2 separate regions of the Homo sapiens genome follow, and region 2 is linked to region 1. A link is a loop called in an ENCODE intact Hi-C map of the cell type or tissue named here. Cell type or tissue: endothelial cell of umbilical vein. All regions are shown on one strand.

Region 1 (8,000 bases):
ATATGCACTTTGTTTGTTGGGATCTTGGATGTTAAGACAGAGCTCCATTTGGGCCAAGTTTTGTTTTGCCTATATAGTTTTGGTCAACTCAGTGTTTAAAAAAATAATTGAATTAGTTGCCGATATTTAAAAATTTATAACATCTCACACAAAACTCCAGATTGCTGACTTCCTGTTTTTTTTTTTTTTTTTTGAGATGGAGTCTGGCTCTGTCACCTAGGCTGGAGTGCAGTGGCCTGATCTCAGCTCACTGCAACCTCCGCCCCCCGGGTTCAAGCAATTCTCCTGCCTCAATCTCCCTACAGGGACTACAGGGGCATGCCACCACACCTGGCTAAGTTTTGTATTTTTAGTAGAGACGGGGTTTCCCCATGTTGGCCAGGCTGGTCTCGAACTCCTGACCTCAGGTGATCCACCTGCCTCGGCCTCCCGAAGTGCTGGGATTACAGGCATGAGCCACTGTGCCTGGCTGACTTCCTCTGAAATATCAGAAGATCTGGTGCATTAGGCTTATATTCCCATCAGAACATCTGGTACAACTGGTGGAAGATAAGTAGCCTGACTGGTTTCAGATGAGGCTATATCTCCAAAGACCATCCTAGGTCCTTCCTAGCATTTCATCGAAGCCCCAAGTCAGTTGCTTTTACCAACTTTCTGTTTTTCTTCCCTCCTTACTATAGAGTTAAGAGGAAAGGCCGGGCGTGGTGGCTCACACCTGTAATCCCGGCACTTTGGGAGGCCGAGGCGGGCAGAACACGAGGTCAGGAGATCGAGACCATCCTGGCTAACACGGTGAAACCCTGTCTCTACTAAAAATACAAAAAAAATTAGCCGGGCTTGGTGGCGGGCGCCTGTAGCCCCAGCTACTCGGGAGGCTGAGGCAGGAGAATGGCGTGAACCTGGGAGGCGGAGCTTGCAGTGAGCCAAGATTGCACCACTCTGCACTCCAGCCTGGGTGACAGAGCAAGACTCCGTCTCAAAAAAAAAAAAAAAGGAAAGTGCACTATTTCTCCAGGTCATGTCCCTATTAAGGATAGTAAAAGGGAAAAAAAGAAAGAAAGAAAGACCTAAAAGGGCTACAAATTACTAGAAAAATAGGAGCACACACTTTTCTTTTTAGTGAAAATACAGACTATTCCTATTTGATATTAAAAAACATGATTCTGTTTTGAAAGGACACAATTTGAGATGCAGCAGCTCTAACCTATAGTCCTAGCACTTTGGGAGGTCAAGGTAGAAGAATTGCTTGAGGCCAGTTCCAGGCTGCAGTAAGCCAAAATTGCTCCACTGCACACCAGCCTGGGTGACAGAGCAAGACCTTGTCTCTAAAAAAAAAAAAAAAAAAAAAAGCAAACCTGGCCATGTCACTCATTTATGGACTCCATAAGAAACCTCTGTTCAAATATTTATGGAGAGACTGTGTGCTTGGAACACAAACATATGTTAAGATCTCGTCCTGCCTTCAATGAGCTTGAATTTTGAGTTTCCTAACTGTAGTGGTTTGTGACTTAAAGTTGGAGCCTGATAATAAGAGAAGGGGGACACGGGAGTGGAGGGTCTCCAAATGGCCTGCCAAGTCAAGTCCTTCTATCTGACTCCAAATTCAAGATGCTTCCCTGCCCTTCCCACCTGAAATCAAAATAGGGCTGCTTCCTAACAGAGCCCAGGCTCCCACCCAAAGGTTTATATGGGTATAGTAAACAGTCCCTTTCCCCTATCTTACCAACACAAACTGTTTCCCCATCTCCCCAGCCTGGAGTCAGGGCCTGGGTAAAAGAGGAACAGGACCAGAAATAGGTAGAGATTCACATCCTTCAGGGTATGTGACCTCTTCCCAGTAAAGGGAGATTGCCTACCAATACATACCTATTACTTCATGTTCTGTTCACATTCCATCACCTCAGGAAAAAAAAAAAAAAAAAAGAGAGCGGGCAAGCGAGGGCATGTTTGCGTTTTATGCAAAAAGCAAGGAGGAATAGATTCACATACGTATATGCATATATAAATATATATTCATACAAGGACTGTTGTGGAAAGATATAGTGGAAACTGAAAATAATTGGTGGATAGGGTGAAAAATGAAAAAGAGCTGTACTTTTTACTAGACTTTTGTGCATGTATTCCCTATTTAAAAATAAATGACCCAGAGCCTCCGTCTCAAAAACAATTTTTTTTAAAATTAAAAAAACAAACAAAAAAAAATTATCCGAGCATGGTGGTGCACGCCTGTAGTACCAGCTACTCAGTTGGCTGAGGCAGGATAATCGCTTGAACCCGGGAGGCGGAGGCTGCAGTGAACCAAGATCGCGCCATTGCACTCCAGCCTGGGCGACAGGGGAGACTGTCTCAAAAATAAATAAATAAGTAAAAATAAAAATAAATGACTCAATAAAAAAATGTACATGAAAAGAGAAAAAAATCACAGGGTCATAGGGGAGCTGTTTTGCTGGTGTGGAATTATTCAGACAACTATATTTGGTAAGAAAGGGATTATAACGGCTGGGTTGAAGCTGTATCAGAGCATTACATGAGAGTTACTGTAGGTGGCGGTCCTCGGAGTGCCTCAGTTTTCAAAGGAGAGAAACGTTGGTTCGTTTCAAGAAAGTGAATTACGATTTATATAAAATGTTACAAAAAAGGGGAAAAAAATACCGAGCCCCTTGCCGTGCCATTGTTCCCACAATGCCGTGACTCGGATTCGAACCGAGGTTGCTGCGGCCACAACGCAGAGTACTAACCACTATACGATCACGGCGAGCTACCGGGGACCCGTAGGGGTTGGCTTCTGATTATCCTCTTCAACAGTCATAGGCCTTCCCAGTTTGCGCGTCATTAAATGGCCTACTTACGGGGCGAGGTTCCAGCCTGTCCCTGAGTCTGATAATGCGCAGGCGCGTTGTACTCCGCCAGTTGCTTTTCTTCTTCTGTTTTGGCCCATTAGCCACGGGCTGTGGTGATGATGAGATGGGCTCCCGGTGAGCGCAGTGGGAGTTTAGGGGAGACGGCGTGAGCATCCAGGAATGGGGCTGGGCGGAACTCAGACTACCCTTGGGGGATGCCCGTTTCCTATGCCCCGGAGACCCTTGCCGCGAACCCTCCAGGGTTCCGGTCCTACAGGGGGCGCTCCTCACGGGTCCTCCCTCCTGCTGCATCCTCCAGCGGTGACCCAATGCCGCCTCTGTGGAGATTGTGGACACCCTAGAACCAGGTTCCACGTAGAAAAAAATTCAGCAAACGCATCTCCCCATGTTCCCAACACCCACTTCCTTCCAGCCTCTCATACTCCCCTGACAGCCCTGACTCCTCCTGACTCCTCCTTCCGCAATGCTTCCGCCGTGCCAGGTGCCCACCTAGGCTGTGTCACGGGGCCGCAGCAGGGACTAAGTCCGATTTTAATTATTGTCCATCAGTGCTCTCGCCCCCACGGCGCCTAGAACCGGGCCGAGTACACAGCAGGCAGTGGCTATTTGCTAAAACTCAGAAGGTGCCATTGGCATTTAACAAGTGAATTCCAGAGAGAACACCTGTCTCTCCAATGTCACCCTCTCCCATCAATCCTCCCTATGCAGAGCCGCGGGAGGGATCTTGCTAAACACGATTTGAATATTTTCACTTCTACCCTCCTCACCCTCACCCCTAGACGGCAGGAACTTCGTCTGCCTTTTCCAGCTCATCTCTTGGCCCTCCTTCAGTGTCGTTCCCCATGCCTCAATTTCACTCATTCAACTCAACACGTCCTCGAGAAGCGCCTACTACCTGTCAGGCCAGAGCCTTTGGGCGTTGTTGGGGTGGGGACTTACAAAGAAGACAGAAGACTTATAAAGAGGAATTAAGATCTTTCCTTTTCGGTGAAACCTCGTCTCTACTAAAAATACAAAAAAACTAGATGGGCCTGGTGGCGGGTGCCTGTAGTCCCAGCTACTCGGGAAGCTGAGGCAGGAGAATCGCTTGAACCCAGGAGGCGGAGGTTGCAGTGAGCCAAGATCGCGCCACTGCACTCCAGCCTGGGTGACAGAGCGAGGCTCCATCTCAAAAAAAAAAAAAAAAAAAAAAAAAAAAAAAAAAAAAAAAAGATTTTTCCTTTTCAAGACTCCCTTCAAGCCTCTGTACACGAAATCATCCTGGCTGCCTGACAAATTCTCACTGTGCCTTTAAGAGCTACCTTGATCCTCACTTCCTTTGCTAAGCCTTCTTTTCCTATCATTAGGAATCCGCTCCCAGTGCTTCTGTGGAAATTTGTACGTATGTCTACTACAACACTTTTTAAACTGGCGAGTGGTCTGTGCTTTGTCTTCAAGAACGCGCCCAGGCTCAGAGGACCCGGAAGCCTATATCTTTCCAAAGTCCAATTTAGCCAGAGCCAGCGTAAACGTCGCTCTCAAATGTCACAAGGGAATCGGGGTCCATTTTCCACAATGTTGTGAACTCAGGATTAAAAACGGATTGGTACAATAAAACAAACTCCCCTTGCCGTGCCATTGTCCTCACAATGCCGTGACTCGGATTCGAACCGAGGTTGCTGCGGCCACAACGCAGAGTACTAACCACTATACGATCACGGCGAGCTACTAGGGACACAGGACCTCGGCTTGTCGCCTGAACTCTTCTCTGTTGAAAGCCCCGCCCCCTTGCAATGTCATTGATTTGTCATTGTTTGTTCTAGCCTATCTCCACCCTCGCAGCCATCTGAGGGCACGCAAGAGCATTAATCTCTGCTTTCTCGATTTTGGTCCACACTTGCCTGCGCACCAGACACGGTGGCCGATTTCTCCACCGTGGAGGCTGCTCTTGGGGTTCCCCTTACCTCGCGCCTCAAGGAAGTTGTATGGTGGTGGGTCAGAACTGATTTTCCTTCTTGTAAAATTTAAGAGCTCCAGTCCCAGCCAAAGTCGTTCAGATAGCATGATAGTCAGGGCATGGTGAGCGTCAGAGAGACTTTGGGCCACCATTCGGGCGTCCTCAGGGGCTTCACATCATTGCAGGCCCGGCCTCATAGGAATCCTTTGGTTGCAAAGCACTTTCATGTCCCTTCTTTTGCGGTCCGTGCGTACAGCCAAGAGGAGACTTCGGGCTAGGGAGTCCACAGCGCTCCCGGCTGCTCTTGCGGGTGAACGTGGGTGCGGGAGGAACCTGGTAGATAATGGACGCTTAGGAAAGCTGGAATGGCCGCCATCTAGACGAGAAGGGCAACACTGGGTCAGCTGCTCGTCGTGGCGTCCCGGTAGCTCGCCGTGATCGTATAGTGGTTAGTACTCTGCGTTGTGGCCGCAGCAACCTCGGTTCGAATCCGAGTCACGGCATTGTGGAAACAATGGTACGGCAAGGGCCTCTTTTTAGACTTAGAAAGCCACACATTCTTCTGGGAAGCTAACTCTAAAAGCTGTTACCTGGCCAGGGCTGAAATTATAACGGACAATGAAGTGTGCACAAAAAGTTCGGTGCACACTCTGGGGCTTTCCTTTCTCATCTGCTAGTGAATCAGTCACCCCCACCTTCCCCAATATGTGATTATTTTATTTTTGTGTAGTTTCTGTGTGGTACTCTTTATTTTACCCTTGTGAATGACCGAATCATATATTGGATCCTCTAAAAACCTTCACACTAGCTAAAACATCAATACTTTGGGACAAAGGGGTGATAGGAACAATGTGCAAACATTAATTAAGGGTTAGAAGAATGCAGATTAGACCATACGCTGAACCGTTTTGCTTCAGATCCCGTGACAAGTGAAATATATGACTGCACTAGAGGTGCTGGTTCCAGTAGCCACTATGAGGGGTGCTAATGAGAGGTTTGTGGCCTTCATCTCCACAGTCTCCTAGGTGAGAGGGGGTTTTCTCCTGGAGGGTTTTCCCCTAATCTACCTCAAGTTTAAGCACATTTTGTTTGCTTGTTTTATGTGGACCTAAAAAACCCAAACTCAACAAATTCAAGTCTGTCATTTGGCATTAGGCAAAATGGAAGTGAGTTTTGGATTTGACTTTCAGGCAGCTGGTGGTGGCTATGTCACTCTCAAGGAGGGAATGAGAGGGCACTGAGGAATGAGCCTCTCCAGCTCCTCTCAGGTGTCCTGAGGGTGGCAAGGCAAGCCCGAGATCATTCCTGGGAGAGACAGACATTGCAATGGGGTTGCGCCCCCTCTACCCACAATCAATCAGTAAAGAATGAACAGCACTTAAAAGCTAGGCACTGGCTTCATGCCTGTAATCCCAGCACTCTGGGAGGCCGAGGTGGGCGGATCTCTTGAGCTCAGGAGCTCCAGACCAGCCTGGGCAACATGGCGAAACCCTGTCTGTACCCAAAATACAAAAATTAGGGCATGGTGGCGTGTGCCTGTAGTCCCGGCTACCTGGGAGGCTAAGGTGGAAGGATTGCTTGAACCCGAGAGGCAGAGGTTGCAGTGAGCTGAGATCACACCACTGCATTCCAGCCTGGGCGACAGAGCAAGACCCTGTCTCAAAAAAAAAAAAAAAAAAAAAAAAAAAAAAGCAAGGCACTGCGTGGGGGCTGTAATCTCCCCAGGTCTCCAGTCTCCCAGTTCTCTACATTTGGCGAGTTTAAACCACACAACAGGACAGCTCACACCTCGAGAGTGTTCTGCGCAAAATAGAATGGGGAAAGGTGAGCCTGAGAACTTGCCAAGCTTTGGATGACTGATTCAAACGTTATATGTCTAGAAAATCAACATCGCCAACAACAAAAAAAGAACTGGCCAACAGGAATGTGGTGACTTATATTCCTCCAACCCCTCACCAAATAACTGCTGTGACGGATTTCAATCTGTGGGCTGGAATAAGGTGTCAGGGTGGGATGCCAGGAAAGGCTCTGGCTTTTCCCCTGAAGACCAGCCCCCACTGCCCTGCTGCAGGTGCTTCAGTAGGCAATGAGCTGCTCCCACACCCTGAGGAGAAAGTTAGGAGTAGCCACTCTCTAAGAGTACTACAAGGAAAAAGTGTCAACCAAGAGGCTGGGCATGGTGGTTCATGCCTGTAATCCCAGCATTTTGGGAGGCTGAGGTGGGAGGATTGCTTGAGCTCCGGGGTTTGAGACCAGCCTAGACAACATGGTGAGAAGCTCTCTCTATAAAAAATACAAAAATTAGCCAGGTGTGGCGGTGTGTACCTGTAGTCCCAGCTATTCAGGAGGCTGAAGTGGGAGAATTGCTTGAGCCTGGGAGGGGGAGATTGCAGTGAGCCGTGATCATGCCACTGAACTCCAGCCTGGGCAACAGAACAAGACCCTGTCTCAAAAAAAAAAAAAAGCGTCAACCAATAAAACAAAAATCACAAACATTCACCATCTGAGATAACCCACTAGCCATCCATGTCTGAGGTCAGGAATGCTAAAGAAAGCTGAACTGAAAGTGTTGTATTGTGACCTAGTTGCAGGAAGAGTGACACGAGGGGAGGGCTGCCTTTTTGGCAGCTACACGGTAGTCCATGAGATGGGCGCATCCAGCTCTCAACATTTCATAACATCCTCTTCTGAGGTCACTCAGTCAATTTTCCTTACAAAACAGACTTTGATAATGATTTGCCCATTAGACTTCCCTACAGGAAAAAGCATGCTTTGAACAAGCTTATTGGCACTGTTCTCCTAACTGTGGGTGTTTTGGTTTAGACTCATAAGAGTCTGGTTAGCATAATTCATTTCCCTTGTGCCTACTTATCTCTAGGTACACTGACAAAATGGAATGTCAGGGCTGGCAAAGCCCTGCTCCTGGAGACCCTGGCCTGGAATGACCTCATCAAGACCCCGCTGCCCTGGGACACCCTCTCTGAGCAATCAGTCAGCACCCCCTTCCTGTTGGTCCCTTGCTTTTAAAATTGTTTTATGATTTCTGATTCTGGGAATGTAATATTTCCTCCTATCACTTCCAGCTTGAGGTTGGAACTCTTCTCTAGGTCTCAGTGCCAGGAAAGAGGTAGGGTGCTTATACTTAAGAGCACCCTGTTCACACATTCCAGCTCCAGTTGTTCCCATCTTGGTTGGATTTGTTA
Region 2 (8,000 bases), 81 kb before region 1:
ATGTGTATGGGTGCCTCATCCTCAGGACTGAGACTCCCACATTGGATTAGAAGTTGGAGCCAACTGGGTGCATTGTCTTAGACTTTCCCCCTCTCCCAGAACCTAGGTTGTGCATTTTTCAGTTCTGGGAGGACCCAGCTTTTCTGCATCTTAATCTGTGTTGCTTTCCCTGGAACTGGTGCACCTAGGAGTATCTGCATTCCCACCTCCTCCCCTCGGAGATCAGGCTGGGGCCTCCCTCTTCTGAGGGAGGTGACCCCTGCGTGCCTAGCACTTCTGGACTCACTGAGCCTCACCAAGCAGTGACTGGACCAGGAGGCAGAACCAGGACCAGGCGCCAGACAGCTAGGGGAGTGAAGGTGGTGGAAGAGTGCCAGGAAGTGGGGGTGGAGGGGAGGTGCTGTTAGGGTAGATGGGAAATGGGGCTAGGGAGGTGAAAGTGCGTGGTCACAAAATATCAGAAATGCCAGTAGCCCAGAGGGACTTGCAGGAAAAGCGTGCCTAACATTAGTCTCAAAAGTCTGGATATAACTAAAGATCCAGGTGAAGTGGGGTCAAGGGTGGTCTTGGGGACTCTGGTTTGGCAGGGCTCAGGCCTGACCCGGGTGCCTATTCCTGCAGCGCTGGTTTTGGTTGGTGAGAGTTCTTCTCAGTCTGTTCATAGGCGCAGAAATTGTGGGTGAGTGTGTGGTGCAGCCCATGGGGAGAGGACGGGGTGAGGAAGGAGGTGGGCAGAGGGCACCTGGGACAATAGGGAACTGGGGTTGGTTTTCTGCTCCCTCTTCCCACTCTCCAGCTCCTTCTAGGGCCCACTTTTTGGCCCTTACCATGCAACCACATTGGACCTCTAAGTCCCCATCTCTCTGCAGTGTCCCACCTCCCATACCACTCTCTAATTCCATTTTCCCACCCTCATCCCACCCCCACCGTGTGCCTTTCCCTACAGCTGTGCACTTCAGTGCAGAATGGTTCGTGGGTACAGTGAACACCAACACATCCTACAAAGCCTTCAGCGCAGCGCGCGTTACAGCCCGTGTCCGTCTGCTCGTGGGCCTGGAGGGCATTAATATTACACTCACAGGTGAGGGGGCTGGGGCTAAATGAACTCCTGGAGCTGGGAGATCCCCGGTTAGGTGAGTGTGTCAGGGATAGCTGGAGGGCCTCTCACATCCCACAAGCTCAAATAGCTTGTGGTCCTCGTGGATTTGCGTTTTCTCCAACCACCACCGAACCCATTTCTCCCGCCGAGAGCGCCACACCCCCACTTTCCTGTCTGAATCCGCTTAGTTGCGAGGTCTCCGACCGCGGGCAGCCCCATGAGCCCGCCTCACCCCACAGGGACCCCAGTGCATCAGCTGAACGAGACCATTGACTACAACGAGCAGTTCACCTGGCGTCTGAAAGAGAATTACGCCGCGGAGTACGCGAACGCACTGGAGAAGGGGCTGCCGGACCCAGTGCTCTACCTGGCGGAGAAGTTCACACCGAGTAGCCCTTGCGGCCTGTACCACCAGTACCACCTGGCGGGACACTACGCCTCGGCCACGCTATGGTAAGTGCTGGAGGGAAGGCTGTGTGCACGTGTGTGTGTGCCAGGAGCTGGGCCGTATGAGCGGGAGGATGCAGGCCTCGGAGGCGCTGAGCAGCTGCAGCCAGACCCGACGCGCTCGGGGTGGGCATGACAGCCTCGCGGGTTAGAAGATCCACGAGATCTGCACAGACGGAATCCGGAGAGACTCCAGCCACCGCCTGGACCTCAGGAGCCCGCTTCTCCCCCGGGGAATTCCCCTGCACCGCTGCCATCCCAGTCCCTGGCTTTGACGCTGGGGTAGGGATAAAGAAGAGCGCAGCTGTGGGAACCCCGGTGGGCTGGGAGAAGCCCGCTCACAGCGGGTCCCCCCACTCCCCGGCAGGGTGGCGTTCTGCTTCTGGCTCCTCTCCAACGTGCTGCTCTCCACGCCGGCCCCGCTCTACGGAGGCCTGGCACTGCTGACCACCGGAGCCTTCGCGCTCTTCGGGGTCTTCGCCTTGGCCTCCATCTCTAGCGTGCCGCTCTGCCCGCTCCGCCTAGGCTCCTCCGCGCTCACCACTCAGTACGGCGCCGCCTTCTGGGTCACGCTGGCAACCGGTGAGGACCGAGAGAATGGGCCCCGGGGGCTAAGGGTGGAGACAGGATTCACACCGGGTGTGCACTTTCCAGTTTACAGAATGAATTCACATCTATTACCCTATTTGCCCCTCTCAATAGTTCGCAGAAACAGGCACTGTTATGACCATTTTACAGATGAAAAGTGGGGGGCTCAGAAGGGTTTGGTGTCTTGCCGTGTTTCATGTAATTCAGATTAGAGGTGTGTGGCGGGAGGTAACACAAGGGGTAGGCTCCAAAAGATGGAAGAAGGCCCGGGCATCACGCCTGTAATCCCAGCACTTTGGGAGGTCGAGGCAGGAAGGTCGTTTGAGGCCAGAGTTCGAGACCAGCCTGGGCAACATAGCCCTGACTCCACATGCCCTCCTTTCTTTCGATCCCCACCGCCACAGGCGTCCTGTGCCTCTTCCTCGGAGGGGCCGTGGTGAGTCTCCAGTATGTTCGGCCCAGCGCTCTTCGCACCCTTCTGGACCAAAGCGCCAAGGACTGCAGCCAGGAGAGAGGGGGCTCACCTCTTATCCTCGGCGACCCACTGCACAAGCAGGCCGCTCTCCCAGACTTAAAATGTATCACCACTAACCTGTGAGGGGGACCCAATCTGGACTCCTTCCCCGCCTTGGGACATCGCAGGCCGGGAAGCAGTGCCCGCCAGGCCTGGGCCAGGAGAGCTCCAGGAAGGGCACTGAGCGCTGCTGGCGCGAGGCCTCGGACATCCGCAGGCACCAGGGAAAGTCTCCTGGGGCGATCTGTAAATAAACCTTTTTTTCTTTTGTTTTTTAAAAACTGTTTTTCCCATTAATTTTCATGGCTTCTCCGCGCCGGGGTCGCACGTCCTCATGAGCTTCGCTGGGCTGGAGACAGCCTAGTACACTCTCCGCAGTGCTGTGAAACCTGATTCTCTGCGTCGACTCCAGAGTAATAGGGGCGCCCTCTAGTGAGGCCGGAGGGACCCTACCAGAGCTAGCATCTTTCTGAACCACCCCAGGGGGACGTTAGGTGGCAGTGATGAGGCAGGTCACCCACTCCCCCGTCCTGGATGCCACTCAGCTAGCCCAGCTGAGTGGGGTGGGAAGGAATAGCGTTTTGGAGTTGATTCCCTAACTTCCCACCTGGCTTCTTGTGAGGTGGTGTTTGAGGGCCAAGGTAGGTGTCAGCAAGGCATAGAAAGATAAATCCCAAGATTCTTGGCAAGTCTTGCAATCTTATGTAGCAAATTTGGGAACTGAAGCTCAAAGAGAATGTGGCATAGTTGGTTAATGTTAGACCTAGGATGAGAAGTTTGGTTTCCCCTCCTTTCCAGTGCTGTCTTTCATTGTACCAAAAGGCCACACAAGCTGGAGAAGTAAAGGAAGAACAAAAGGAACCCAGGAAAAAGGAAAACAAGAGGTGCCGAGGGATGAGAGGAAACCATAGGAGAATCATATGTAACCCCCACCCTGCTGGTGTTATGGGGGTGAAGTTAGGTTTCAGTGAATAGCATCTTGAAGAGGCAAGGCAGCACGGAAAGGCTGGGTTGCTGTGCAGATAAGCTAGCCCCTGCTTGGCCTTATCATGGCAACAGGCTTTATGGACAGGCCCAGCATCTCTTCAGTCCCTTAGGGCTTTTTGTTTTGTTTTGTTTTTTAACATCAGTATATAGAGCCTCCTTTTTCTACTCCGTCTGTAGATTGGTGCTGGGTGTCTGGTAACAGCCACCCTGAGGGCAGTTCTGCTGGTTTTATGGGGCGCCAATGAGGTTTGGAGCCAGACTGGAAGTCCAGGTGGCCTCCACGGGGAGGAATGTTATAAAGCACAATCAGGATCTTTGGGGTGTGCCTCCTTACAGTATGCCTTGGTGGAGGAAGCCTCTGACAGGGGAATGTCCTGGGACTTGGGACTGTCAGCCATGGACCGGTAGCGGGGGCTCAGGAGTCCACCTTCCTCAGGACTCCACTCCAGCATGGGGTCTTCATCCACACTCTGGTTGAAGAAAGCCTTCAGCCTGTGAGGCTGCATCCTGTGGGCCACCGCCATAGCCAGGCCCAGCAGCACACACAGCAGTCCTGGAGATGAGGGCAACAATTGTCCCACCTTAGTGCTAGTAACACCTGCCGAGGATATCTTCCCCTGGGAGTGTCAGAACAACTCTAAGGGAAGCCTAGAGCCCCTGCTTCAGGGCAACTTGGGCTCAGAGAGGTGACTGGCTGAGGGGCATGTGGCTGGTGTGGCTCTGTTGTCCTAAGTTTCCAGACTCCAAGCCCAGTGCTCCTTCTGTTATATCCCGGGAGAGAGAGAGAGAGAAAGGGGGAGAGGGAGAACTCTGAAAATAGGGAGAGAAAAGAAAAAAACCCTGGGGAAGGGCAGGGCACAGAGGAGGCATGAGGAGGCACATGAGGGAGTAGACAGCGGGACAGGAGAGGAGAATAAGACTGCAGGACAATTTAGGGATGTGTAAGGCAGGACAGGGAAGGGTTTAAGAATGGGGACCCAGAGAAGGGTATTTGGAGGAAGCAAGAGGGGACAGGGGGTTGGAAGATTTTAGAAGCAGCTGGGTGAAGAGAGTTAGGGGATGACAGAGACAGAGAAGATACAAGGGAGTGGGCATCTCTGAGGAGGGGGGGGAAGTGGCACTGGGGAGAGAAAATCAGGAGATAAGAGATACAAGAGGGTGGGACTTTAAAGAGGGCAAAGCCATCCTGGCCTCCAGGAACAGACCCTCAACTCTACCGACATGATGCCCCCAGGCCCTCCCTCCCTGGCCTTGAGACTTCTAGTGCTTGTCTTTAGGGCTGGGTCTTACCTGTGGTCAATGTGATCCAGAAGGCAGGCCCATGGTGAGTATGCAGCACAGAAGCGCCCAGGTGCAGGGGACAGGGTGAGGTGAGTGATGTGGCCATGGAGAAGAAGAGCAGAGCCAACAGCTGGAAGATGCCCGTGGCCAATAGCATGTAGCCACCATATACCAGCACAGGCATGGAGAGCATCACATTGGCCAGCAGCCAGCAGAGGAATGCCACCCTGGAGAGCCAGGACCCAGTGAGGACTGGCCCAGGTACTTCTACCTGCTGGTGAATTTGGATGGGCCCAGGCGGAGGTTCAGGGACCCAAGAGTGACCCAAAGATATGAGGTAGGGATTCCTTCCCATGGACTTCCCAAGCCAGCACCATGGGGACTGGTGCCAGGCCACCCCACCTGAGATACCCACATGAGTGGAGGAGAGATGGGTAGAAACCCTGTTCCTGAATCTAGGCTACCAGGGCCTCCACCCCGTCTCCTTCCCATCCTCACCATAGCATGGCTGAGGTGTAGTGTCCCGCCAGGCGGTACTGGCGGTATAGGCCACATGGGCTTCTTGGAGTGAACTTCTCAGCTAGGTACAACACAGGGTCTGGCAGCCCCTTCTCCAGAGCCTTTGCATACTCCTCAGCATAGTTCTCACCCAGGCGCCAGGTGAACTCCTCGTTGTAATTGATGGTCTCATTCAGCTGCTGCACGGGGGTCCCTAGGGCACAAGGCAGCTCTGCTCAGCAGGAACCCAAGGGCCAGAGTGGGGCCTAGGTAGGGACTCACCCACACTGGGCAGAGGGACAGGAAGTGGTCTCAACTGAGAGAAGGTAGCTTCCAAGGCCCTGAATTTCCCTTCCTACCATGCCTCTGACCTCCCACCTCACACATCCTCCCAGCCCCTGTGCCAGGCATCCTATAGCTCTTTGACCACACCAAACATAGATCCCAAAGATGGCAGAGCCTTCCCCCCCACCACAGGTAAGAGCCCTCCCTCACCTGTGAGTGTGATGTTGACTCCACCCAGCCCGACCTGCAGCCCAATATCAGCGCTGATCCACTCAGAACTGAAGGCCTTGTATGATGTGTTGGTGCTGACCTGGCCCACAGACCACTCAGAACTGAAATTCACAGCTGTGGTTGGGGAGTTGGACATATGGGAACTCAGAGATGACTGGGCATTACTAGGTTAGAGTCAGAAGGAGAAATACAAGGGGTCCATGTCTGTTTTGGTCATAACTGGATACCCGTTAACTAGCCAGGGTCTGGCTCATGGTAAGTCTGCCAACCACATGTGTGGGATTTCCCTTGGCCATATTCTGTTTACCTCTTCCCTCCCTTTCTCCCTGCTTTAGGGAGAGTCACTCAGGGAGCTGGGAAGGAAACATGAACCAAAACCATGCCAGGCAAGGCAAACGCAGATAGCTTCAACAAAAACTTTCTTTGAGACGGAGTCTTGCTCTGTCTCCCAGGCTGGAGTGCAGTGGCACCATCTTGGTTCACTGCAACCTCCGCCTCCCGGGTTCAAGCAATTCTCCTGCCTCGGCCTCCCGAGTAGCTGGGATTACAGGTGTCTGCCATCATGCCCAGCTAATTTTTTGTATTTTTAGTAGAGATGGGGTTTCCCCCATGTTGGTCAGGCTGATCTCGAACTCCTGATCTCAGGTGATCTACCCACCTCAGCCTCCCAAAGTGCTGGGATTCCAGGCATGAGCCACTGTGCCCGGCCTCACGGAGACTTTCATCTCTCCTATTTGCCTCATCACCAAACTAAAGCAAACAGCTGTTTCCCATTTCCTCCCTTCCTTTCTGGGGCCCTCTCCCCACAGACATTCATTTTGACCTCCTTTCCCCCGAATAAAAGTGTTAGGAAGGTTGAGGAGATGCATCCAGCTTGTTTTCCAGGGTGACACCTCTCCAGGCAAGGGTAAGAGTGGGGAGATAAGGCCATGGTGAGAGAAGCATATGGGCAGGGTCTGGAAGCCACCCTGAAGCAAGGGCCCACCGCTGTGGGGAAACAAGGAGAGGAGATGCAGGCTGCTGAGGGAGTTGAAGGGATGGAGGCAGCAGCCCAAGTCAGCTGCACTTCGCACTCACCCAGGATTGCAGCCCCGATGAATAAGCTGGTCACCACCCGAAGCAGCCAGAACAGCCTCTGAGTCACAAGGTAGGTGGGTTAAGTAAAGAGTGCCTTCCTTCCACATCTACCCTTCCTGTTTCCAGACTTGGGGGAGGGGCGGGAATTCTAAAGCTGAGATCACTTGGTCAATTGAAATCAGAGTGTCTGGCACATAATAAGTGCTTATGTATTTATGTATGCATTTATTTATTTATTAGAGACAGGATCTCACTCTCTTGCCCAGGCTGGAGGGCAGTGATGCGATCTTATATCACTGCAGCCACTCAAGTGATCCTCCCACCTCAGCCTCCCAAGTAGCTGCAACTACAGATGCACACCATGATGCCCAGCTATTTTTTTTTTTTAAGAGATGAGGTCTATACTATAAACCCAGGCTGGCCTCGAACTCCTGGGCTCAAGCAATCCTCCCACTTCAGCCTCCCAAAGTTCTGGGATTGCAGGCATGAGCCACCATGCCCCACCAGCGCTCAATAGTGAACTGCTGAATCAATGAATGGGGAGCTTTCTGCCTGGGGTCGTGGCTATCTTTTCTCCGCACTGGGGTCTCCTTCCTTAGCCTGGTTGTAGTCAGAGACTCTGAACCCCTCAGCCTGAGGCTGAGGTCTCTCTGGGCTGGGGTCTCCAGGACTGGGTTTCTCACCGTCTTTCCCCGAATGCCAGGCAGGATGACGATGAACGTGGCCAGTGCAGTCAGAAAGATCATGATGATGCTGGCCAAAGTGGTGTCCATCGGGAAGGTTGGCTTGGGGCCAGCATAGAAGGGGAATGTGTGTCCCAAAGTAGCCATCTTGGTGAGGTGGTGCAGGGGGGGCAATGCTGTACAACAACAATAGACATTTATTGCATGCCCTCAATGTACCTGGCACTGTTTTTAGTGCTGGAGATACAGCACAGAATGAGCCAGACTAGGTTCCTCTTCTCTGGAGCTCACATTTTGTGCATCATCAGAC

Evidence for each region. A loop is a pair of places that touch in the nucleus more often than their neighbours do. Peaks named below come from ENCODE experiments on the same cell type or tissue, not always from the same donor. Only the 100,000 strongest peaks of a DNase experiment are listed, where the experiment ranks them.
Region 2: a loop joins it to region 1, with 5 times the contacts of the local background. A loop is called at or near these places in 13 of 110 quality-filtered maps.

Annotation. Positions count from the first base shown.
Region 1 is chr15:45,195,923-45,203,922 of GRCh38, forward strand. TRH-GTG1-7 (tRNA-His (anticodon GTG) 1-7) reads right to left here and starts at 2,755; the gene lies at 2,684-2,755. TRH-GTG1-8 (tRNA-His (anticodon GTG) 1-8) reads right to left here and starts at 4,562; the gene lies at 4,491-4,562. It overlaps TRH-GTG1-9 (tRNA-His (anticodon GTG) 1-9), which reads left to right and starts at 5,229; the gene lies at 5,229-5,300. It also overlaps a transcript of SHF not described here. RefSeq lists silencers at 2,614-2,733, 4,384-4,663, 5,304-5,363, 5,384-5,433 and enhancers at 2,814-3,163, 3,724-3,883, 4,764-5,053, 4,921-5,430. In endothelial cell of umbilical vein, a CTCF peak has its summit at 3,088 (motif pointing right); DNase peaks (open chromatin) are centred at 2,809, 3,689, 4,599 and 5,179; H3K4me3 peaks cover 2,772 bases; H3K27ac peaks cover 2,101 bases; H3K27me3 peaks cover 681 bases.
Region 2 is chr15:45,115,178-45,123,177 of GRCh38, forward strand. DUOXA2 (dual oxidase maturation factor 2) reads left to right here. Exons shown (of 6, transcript NM_207581.4): 2 at 622-679; 3 at 947-1,081; 4 at 1,339-1,552; 5 at 1,914-2,128; 6 at 2,539-3,244. The coding sequence ends at 2,732. It overlaps DUOXA1 (dual oxidase maturation factor 1), which reads right to left. Exons shown (of 9, transcript NM_001276266.2): 4 at 7,691-7,866; 5 at 7,008-7,065; 6 at 5,910-6,044; 7 at 5,415-5,628; 8 at 4,926-5,143; 9 at 2,189-4,188. The coding sequence starts at 7,837. The coding sequence ends at 3,929. Among named protein-coding and RNA genes, the nearest start is that of DUOXA2, 4.9 kb to the left of the region's middle. RefSeq lists an enhancer at 2,792-2,991. In endothelial cell of umbilical vein, a CTCF peak has its summit at 3,103 (motif pointing left); DNase peaks (open chromatin) are centred at 3,074 and 7,094; H3K27me3 peaks cover 2,770 bases.